2 separate regions of the Mus musculus genome follow, and region 2 is linked to region 1. A link is a loop called in an ENCODE intact Hi-C map of the cell type or tissue named here. Cell type or tissue: left cerebral cortex. All regions are shown on one strand.

What was found. A loop is a pair of places that touch in the nucleus more often than their neighbours do. Peaks named below come from ENCODE experiments on the same cell type or tissue, not always from the same donor. Only the 100,000 strongest peaks of a DNase experiment are listed, where the experiment ranks them.
Region 2: a loop joins it to region 1, with 2.4 times the contacts of the local background. A loop is called at or near these places in 8 of 42 quality-filtered maps.

The regions. Positions count from the first base shown.
Region 1 is chr4:8,208,131-8,213,130 of GRCm38, forward strand. All of the region lies in intron 3 of Car8 (carbonic anhydrase 8), which reads right to left. Among named protein-coding and RNA genes, the nearest start is that of Car8, 28 kb to the right of the region's middle. In left cerebral cortex, no CTCF peak of the experiment used is centred here; DNase peaks (open chromatin) are centred at 2,558, 2,999 and 4,506.
Region 2 is chr4:8,364,670-8,369,669 of GRCm38, forward strand. No RefSeq gene overlaps it. Among named protein-coding and RNA genes, the nearest start is that of Gm42252, 53 kb to the right of the region's middle. In left cerebral cortex, a CTCF peak has its summit at 3,099 (motif pointing left); DNase peaks (open chromatin) are centred at 2,512 and 3,075; H3K4me3 peaks cover 310 bases.

The DNA of each region.
Region 1 (5,000 bases):
CTTGTAGGAAAATACCATAAGTAATTGAAAAAGATAAGCAGAGGCTCTGGAAGCAGTTGTCAACAACAGCAGGTGGTAGCAATTTTAGAGAACCAAGGTATCACGGTAAAGCCCTTCAAAAGCTGCACCAGGGAAGAGAGTGCAGGAGATTTTTGCCTAGGAAGCCAAAGGAAAAAAACACATTTTCCTATGGAGAATAATAAATTAAGATGCTTGAACTAAAAAAGGAAGGGAATATTCTAAAGCTGAATTCTGCCCCCCTTGACAATACAAATCAAATGCAATTAACAATAAACAAGGACGAAAGTTAATGATTTTGTTGAAAAAATCCACACTGTTACACAGAGAGACATTACTATCCTACTTAAGACTCAAATTATATACGGCTTCCCACATGTTTATGTCTTTCCTGTATAGGTAGCCAAGGACATCTTTATCAATACCCAAGGGGCTAGGACCTCGTACTATTATTCTCTTTGTAGTTTGAAAGTTGGAAGATCTAAAAGCACGCTAGACAGTTACACGGTAACAATGGCTCTATTGTTAAAACCTGCTAGCTCATTCAGTAGCTCCACTCACTCTCTCCTACTTCATTTTTTCCCTATTACACAACTATCATCCCTCATCCCAAAATCTGAACTCCAAATCCAAAACCTTTTCAAACTAATGTGACACTGCCAGTAGAAGATGCTACACAAGGAACCTTTGTTTCATGTATATTAAAAGTGCACCTTTAAACTCTGTGTGTAAAGTATGTGTGGGATGTGTATGAATCTCCTGTTTAGACTTGTGTCCAGACCCATCATATCTCACTGTTGGATGCACATATTCCAAAAGCTCATATTAGAAGCACTTCTGGTGGCCACTATTTAGGATTAGGGATGCTATGTCTGTAAGGGTTCCATTATTCCACTACTCATTTCAGGAATGTTGTATTGTTTGTGTTCCATTTCTCAGCATCCCAGTGGCTTGTTCTAATCTGTCTAGCTTATATATTTTCTACCACATCACTCACAGATCCTCATCTTCCCTGATCTTTGCTCTATTCCCACTCTACCACCCTAATCTTACCCTGACTGTACCTCCAAGTACCCTCCAAAAAAACAGAATTTAATCCTCAGCAACTCAAGAATATCTAAGGCCCCTTCTCATCCTGGATGGAGTTTAAAATTTCTACCCTAAATAATGCTACTCCTTAGCCCAGAAACAGCCTTACCAGCCTTGTTTATCAAGCAAGCTCCTATTCTACTATCAAGACCATGTTCTAAAATCCATTTGTGGTGGCTTGAATACAGTTGGCCCATGAGAAGTGGCACTATTAGAAGGTGTGGCATTATTAGAGGATTTGTGACCTTATTAGAAGTATGTCACTATGCAGGTGAGCTTTGAGGTTCTAATGCTTAAGCTCCACCAAGGGCAGGAGAGACCCTCCCCATGGCTGCCTTTAAATCAAGCTGTTGAACTCTTGGATCCTCCAACACCAAGCCTGCCTGCTTCCCACCATGATGATAATCAACTGAACCTTTAAAACGGCAAGCCAGCCCCAATCAAATGTTTGCTTTTATAAGAGTTGTATTGGTTATAGTGTCTCTTCACAGCAATGAAACCCAAACTAAGACACCATTCTTTTCTAGTTTTTTCTGAGCCTAGCAGAATTCCATCATTTTATGATCTTTTGCACTCACACCCTAAAAGCCTTTTTAGGGCAAGCCGCCATTTTGAATATGTCTGCCACCCTGTAGAGGATGAGCACTTCTATGTTGTCCTTGCACAGCAGTGAACACAGCCATTACTTCCTAAGCCTATCCTGGTTTTCTCTACAACATCATTTAACAACAGTCCAGGTGTTAAATATGTTTCTTTCTTGGTACTCAAGAGCCACTGGAAACAAACATTGCCTTCTTGTGTTTCATATTTCTCATGGGTGATGTATTGGACACACACACAAATGTGTGCTCACCAAATGCATCAGCTACTCTAGAGTCTTCCTTCCCAATAGACACGAGCATCAGAAACTCTTCTCCTCTTACTGCTATAGTTTGAATCTGGAACATTCTCCACAGGCTCATGGTCTCAGCGCTTCTGCCCATCCAGCTCTATATGGGGAGGCTGCAGAGGCTTCAGGAGCCTAAGGGTGGCTGACAAAAGTGGGGGACTGGAGTGGACCCTTATAGGTTAGGCCTGGCCTTTAATTCCTGCTTCTTGGTCCCCCAGGGTGTAAACAGCCTCCACCAGGCCTTCCTGTTGCCACACCCTCCCCACCAGGATGGATCGAGACCCTCTGAAACCCCAATCCAGAATAAATCTGTCCTCCTTCAACATACTTCTGTCAGGTGCCGTGGTCACAGTGATGCAAAAGTAACTGATGCTTGCGTTGCCTGCTTGTGTTGCCTGCTTGTGTTGTCTGTTTGTGTTGCCTGAATGGAAGGTGCCTCCAAACCACAAACACTCCTAAGGAAGGAACTTGACAGTGCTGGGCTGTGAAAAGTGACAAACAGCTATGAATATTCTCCTCCTCCTTCCACTATGACTCACCCTGCAGCCTATACAGGAAACTTTAATTCAAGAGAGCAAGCAGCTCAGCAGTACACCAGAGCTGGTGAGTTTGTTGGGAACAAAGCCCACTGCAGTACACCAGGGCTTGTGAGTCTGTTGTGAACAAAGCCTGCTGATTAAAAATCTCAAGTATCTGTTCTCTGAAACAGGTGGATATGTGGTATTCATTTTTAAATCACTGCAAAATATTTCCACTGCTGTACAGCCCAAATTAAGAGGAGGATTAGTGACTTAAGCCCTGGACCAAGGCTACAGTTGCTGTAAAGTGTGACAACCATAAAGTACCCTTGGTTAGTACCATGGTTCAGTGATTGGCCCAGGCTAAGAAGGTAGACTGGGTAAAAGGAACCTAATAGTTTAGAAAGAAGAAACAGGCAAGCTAAATCCTAGCAAGATTCAAAAAATCTTCTGCCCACCCCACCCCCAAATCTTTTTAAAGGTGTGTGAGGGCTCACAGATGGTTAAGATGAGCCAGTCTGCAGTAAAGGCAGCCTTTGCTGACTCCCTGATGCAGTGATCTTCTCTCTGGTATCTAGTGTCATGGAGCCTTACAGAGTGAGTGGAGAGCATGAGCCTTAAGGGGTGAGTGGAAAAATCTGAGCAATTAGTACCATTAACAGGAAACACATCTTCCCTGTTCCTGGTCTCTATAATGAGAGATGTTCTTTTTCCCTAAACAGAGCCTGCCCTCTTCTCTACTTCTCCACCACAAATAGCTCCTTCCTCCTCCTTTTTCTTCTTTTTATAAACTTGTGTGAAATCTGAGCTAGTCTTAGGAAATTAACTAATTAGCCCTACCCTCCCTCCTTCATATAAACTAACTGCCCAGGCACACTGTTTAGTTCCCTCCAGTCCCTTTTCTGTCTCACACTGAACTGTCCCCAGCATTTCCTCTCATCCAGAGACTCTCATAATGCCTTACTTCTTTACAGTGCAGAGAACAGGGGGGAGGGGGACACTCAATCCTTCTCACCAAACTCACCAATGTACAGATCATAAGGAAACACTTCCTTGGGAAACTCCGGAGTCTACCAAGCAGTTCCGCTAAAGAACTCATTCCATGTAGAGGTCTTTGACTCGTTAGACAGGGTTCAGAGAGCTTACTTGCTGTGGGGTCTCCAAATACAGACAATAATAAATGGGAAAAGGCCTCCTGATACATGACAGGTCTTACATATCTTCTATTCATAGTTAATGTTTATATTTAACTTGAAACTTGGGTCTCTCTTTTTTTTTGTCTTTTCTTTTCTTCTTATTTTATTTTTAGTTCTTTTGAACTTCTAAATAACAGAGTAACCCACAGCCCTAAGTTACTTCATTTTCATTGAATGCATCTAACTATGTTCATGGAATGCTTTTAGAAACCATCAAATAAACACTTGATTCTTACACAATATTTTTTAGTGTTGAGGGGTAATACACGTTCCTGTGTGTGTGTGTGTGTGTGTGTGTGTAAGACAGAGACAGACAGAGAGAGAGAGACACAGAGAGAGACAGAGAGAGACAGAGAGAGAGAGAGATGTATGTGCCTATGAAGGCCAAAGATTACGGATGACTTCTTCAATCACTAGCCCCCTTTTGTTTTTTAACAGACAAGTCTTTTCACTGAATTGGTGAAATCTAGGAATCCACTTATCTCTGCACCCTCGACTGAGGCTAGAGACATGACTACCATTGTGTGTTGAAAATACAACACCAGGTCCTCTTGTATCATGACAAGTATTTACCCACTGGGCCATAACTATAGCTCCTATATTATTACTTTTTACAGCTTCTTACTGTTTCACAGTGCTAGGGACAAATGTATTTTTAGTGTATCAATTAAAAAATTTAAGTTAAACAACTTTGTGGGATCCAAACAGCAAATGAACTAGAATCAGAATAGCACTTTCTCTCTTATAACACACATTGCCAGGGCCAGCTGCATCCTAGGAAATTATGCCTCTCCCACAAAAGTCTTTCTGTCTGAGAATGTTATTTATGTTGTTGTAAGGCTCTGTAGTGAACTTTGTTGTGTAGAGTCCTGTAAAACCAAAAGAACAAAAATATTTAAGCATATCCAAGAATTGGCAAAAATGCAATTATCCTAGAAAACGTTTCTCTTGCTTTCCTTTTTCACAGTTCTGAGAATGGAATCTGGGTGATTCGAGGCAGGCTTTCTGCCTCCATGCCACACACTGAGGACCAAAACCGCAATTCTTAAAGCAGAAAAGCTTGCTTGTTTGTCAGACGAAGATGTTACAAAGCTAAAAATCTTCTAACATCCTCTCATTGAACCAGCAGCTTAATGTTCATAGACCATTATCCTCCCCAGAGCCGGGTTTAGTTTCACTACAAAACAGCCAACTGTAGGAACGAGGTCCAGGGACGGAGTCATGTGAGGAGAATTCAGAGGGCTTGTGAGATAGCTCCAAGGAAATGAGACAAGAGTCTTGTGACCTCAG
Region 2 (5,000 bases), 160 kb after region 1:
AGGAACCCAAAAGCTACTAGCAAAATGCCAGAAGTTGGAGGAAGGCACAGAGTAAGGCCCCCCTACACTGCCTTTGTAATAAGCCAACCTGCCCAAGCCCTGACCTTGGACTTCCAGCCTCCAGAAGCATAGGACAATAAATTATGTTATCTACTCCACCTAGTTGTGGTACTTTATCACGGCAGTCTCAGCAAAACAAAAGCATATTCTATATCTATTGCTTCATCTGAGTTTTGTTTTTGTGTTTGTTTGGGGGGTTGGGGGACTCTAAGTTAACTCAATCTCCTGCCCTGAGAGTTCTGCTTAAGTAGAAATTCACTTATTTGTTGTTACTATTCTATCTCCAGCATTTAATATTTGCCGAACGAATCAATAACTGTGCCCTTTTCCTCCCATCTTTTCCTCAAGACAATGTCCTCTCAGGTTTCTTCAGTACTTGGATGCCTTCTTGCTAGCATCTTTTCCTCTGCCTGGGATGCCCACCTGCTCTTCTCTCTCTCTTAGCATCCTCTTGTAACTTAAGTCATCCCTCAGTCTCCTGTCCCCACCCTCATCTGTTTCATTATGTGACATGCTTTTGCTGCCTGTACATGGTGACTTCCTTGATCACTGAGCAGGATCTGTATCGCCAGATCCTGCCCAGTGTCCAGCACACCAGAGGGGCTTGATTAGTGTTTGCTAGATTGAATTAAATCTGTCTCCTGCAGAGTTTGCTCCTGTTGCCCTTCCCTGGGCTTCTACTCACAGCAGGGTAGAAGAGGATTAGAAGGGGCTTTGTGGAGCAGAACTCGGATTAGAGTTTTGGGCTGTGCCTCTCTGCAAATGCTTTGACTCTGTGCAATCTCAGGAGAGTTTCTTAAACTGAAACCAGCACATCAATGTTGTACTGTCCAAACCACCCTACTAAGGTCTACAAAACATTAGCCAGAATTCACACCTACTTCTTCATATAAATCCAAGTCACTAGCTTGCATTCCAGTGAATGACCCCATTTCTGCCCCAGTTCTTAACAGTGGGGGGCGGGGGGAGGACAAACTTTTTTTTCTAACCAGCTCTTACTAAAGATGTGCCTGAGCCAGCTCCAGAAGTGAAAGGTGTATTTGGAGCCAATGACTGTCACTCACCTTTTTGGAATAACCACATGGGTGTGGTCTGAGAAACACACACACACACACACACACACACACACACACACACGCGCGCGCACACACACACAAGAACCTCTAACTGAATTGAACCAAAATGCTAACCAGGCCTGTTAAAGGGTCATACTCTGTTGCTCCTCAGAAGATTTCCTACTTACCGGAGTCTGCTTCCTAAGACTCATTAAGCCCATCTTGTGAACTTTCCTACAGAACAAAGTAGGCCCTACAAAGATACCAACCGTCACATCTCTTCTTCTGTGTCTATCCTCATCAAGCTACAAATTTATATTTTTTAAAAAAGTCACTTATTTACTAGGTTGTAATGAAGTGTCCACCAAGCTGAATTCAGAGGGATCAGTATGTCACCAGCTCAGACTTTTCAGTGCTAAGGACTCTGAGCCTGCAGAAGGACCTTCTTGTTCTGATGTTGTGATATGAAGTAGAAAACATCAGCCTATATCCCCTGTATGACTGCCACACCGCACACTCCAGGATAATGACTCAAGACCTTTCTTCAGACTTTTACTTTAGCCATGCCATTGGCTCCTGGCAGGATCATGGACGATCATGATCATCATTGATGGAATACTGACCCCCCAATTCCTTCAGATGCTACTAAGAATACAAGTTCACTACAGGGCACAGACCCTTATCCATGTGGTTCCTAACATTTTGTGGTCACTGTCACCTTTCAAGTGAAATCAAAATTGTTCAAAGTGGCATGGCCTTAGACCATCAGCTCTCAAATCAAAGCAAAATGGTTCATATTCCATGCACTTTTTCACATGAGGTTTCAGGAAAGTGCAAAATTCTAAAACTCCTCTACAGCTGAGCCATCAAACTTTCTATGAAGGCCAGATCGCAATATTTTAGGCTTTGTGGGCCAAGGGATCAAATAAACTATACTGTGTAGGTGTTTATATAATAAACCAAAAGTTAATTCACACAAATTCTAATTGGCAAAAAACAAACAAACAAAAATGCTAATAATTTAGTACAATTTTGGAGGGGAAGACAGATCTACTATTGAATGAAATTTTGGGGGAGGAGTAAATTATTTCACTTTGTTATGATCTGAAATTAGTATTTCCCATGATCGATGTACAGCTGGCATGTGTTTAGAACTCCTTAGCCTGGAAACCTTAGCAGCTGCAAACAGGACTCCACCCCATTGCCAACCTCTGCTCTGGAGACTAGATCTGGACTATTTTAAAGAGCTCCCATCTGGACTGAGCATTGAACTCTGCATAACAGGCTGCCCATACTCTGGACACCAGGGCAAGAAATGAGGACAGAGACTGGGAACGCAGAGGCAGTAGGTACTCCTGGTGCACATTGCTGAAGCAGGTCTGGCTGACTGCTGAATTGGGGCCACATTCCGGCTGTTCAGTGCTGCAACGGGGAACACTCCATAGAGTAAACTCTATTAACCTACATTCTATGACCTATATAAAGCCCTCTCGGTAATCAGCAAGATTAGCTCTGCATATGAAAAGAACCCTTTACCTGGTGTGTAAAAAAATGAATGTGTGAAAGAATAAAGCATTTACTAGATAAAATTATTTTCTTAGTCTGTAGTTATCTTGCAATCAATAATTCCAGGAATTAAACACACACACAATCTTGAAAATTTAAGAGATCTGACAATCGCAGTAAACTGGTCAAGAGGCAGCGTTTAGCAGACATGACCATGTGAGAATGTTACTGTTGTCTCCACGTTTTTCTTTTCCCTTAAACTGTTCCTCACAGTAACAGCCTCAGAAGAATGCAATTCTGTAGAACACCCTTAGGTCTGTGTGGGGAAAGCTTAGGCCACTAAGAAGTACCATAAATGCATTTCACTGTTGGCTCAAACCCATCATTTCATTTCAGTAATGGCTAAATAAATAAATAAGTCTAAACGGGAGTCACAAGTTGCACAGCAAACTTGAGACAAGTTCGCCACCTGGTGGATATTCTTAAGCATCAATACAATTAAAAATGGAAGGCAGATGTGGCGAGACCAATGGAGACAGAGCACTGGGAGGAGGTTTGTGTTTAGGTGACATCACATTGGATGGTTCTTTCCTAATTTCTCTTCTCCTCATCATGCCTCTTTTTGCCTATCTTAGGTCAGGTTTTCCAGATAGAGCTGCAAAGCATGTATGTACAGGAGGTGAGTGATTCCAAGAAGGGCGCCTATGGGGAGGGCGGGGTATGAGCATCCAGTAAAATGTATTGAACAATGGCGCGGTTTCAGCATGACCCACCTGCTTCAAGTAACCTGCAGAAGCCATGGAACTGTGTCAGTGCCGGTCCTGAGTAGACACCCACAGTACATTATCCTAGATAGTGTCCCACATATACCTTCGATGACACATGTCCGCCCTACCTGTAGAAGTAGCATCCAGCTCTGCAGTGGCCAGAGATGAGGTTGGCTGGCTCCTCTGGATAAGCCAGACTCTCTTCTCACGTGTTTCATCCATCATGAATGGCAGATGCCTCCAGTTTCTAAGGCCAGTAGCATTTCCCTGTTCCTGCTTGTTTACGGTGGGTCCAGCTTTCTCCTTGCAGGGCTCCAACCAGCCAGCCAAGCCATTTGATCCTGCTTGTGAATCTATACACCACCCACCTCCTAGGCCAAGTGCACAAGTAGATACATCCGTCATTCAGCTTCGTTGCTAGAATTCCCTCATCTGTTGAGGGACTTGCATCCTATTCCAGGCTAGCCCATCTAGGACTTGCATCCTATTCCAGGCTAGCTCATCGATAAACTAAGCTAAGCATCCCTCCTCTGCTCTCTGTTCACAAGACCTCCTCCCAGAGAAGCAACCTCTGGTGCGAGCAAGCAGAGAGACCAGTGCTCTTGCAATGGATGAATGGCTCCACCGCTAAGATCCAACTGTTAGTACCACAAACTGAGTTTAATACTAAGACTCTAACTAGAGTTAATGAAATGGGGGAGAAGGAAAACGGGATAGCGATAGGAAAATATTGATAGGAGGAAATAACCACACAGGGAGTAGCCTCGGGTACAGATCCCAATAAAGAAAACAAAGGAAGAAGAAACAAATGCTCACAGCATCTTCCTCCCTCCAGCTTCCCATTCATCTTGCGTCCTACCTCTCCACTCCTCACATCCCCTGCAACTAGAGCATCAAACACTGGAATGGCACAAAACCCAGTTCTCCCTTGATCATGTCACTTATTTATGTGACTTTCAGCATCTTCTCTGTGCTAGTAAATCTCAGATTTACATGCCTGGCCCATGTCTCCCAAGTATCCTCCAGACTTACCTATCTGATGGCCCATTTAGTGCCTAAATCTAGATGACCTATGGGTGCCACACAGCTAAGTGCAACTGCCCTATCTCTGTACAGAACAATTCTAATTTTCCCCATTGCTCAAGCTAAATTGTGGAGTCCGAGAGTTGACTCTTTCTGTCCTACCATAAGCAATTCCTCCAGGCCAAATCTTTCAGACATGACCATAACCACTTCTCATCCCTGCTGTGACAGCCACTGCAGTCAAAGCTACCATGCACACCCACCCCTGTCTGGCCAGGTTCCCTTGACTCTGCCCCTGCCTAGTCCGTCTTTCATACTCTGGTTGGCTGCTGCTAAGTGACAGTCAGGTGGAGTCACTTTTCAACTTGTACCTATCTAGTGACATCTCTACAGTTTCTCTAGAGTAGAAATCTGTCACTTCCTGAATTGACAATGCCATCCCCAACCTGACCTCTGTTCCTAAGAAATGCAGCAAGCCCATTGCCCTGGCCTTTCTTGCTTCCTGGGACTCTCTGCTCCAGAAGCCTGGAGATGCCATCCTCACCTCTTACAGGTCTGCCACCCTTTCAGAAGTGCCTTCTAACTCCAA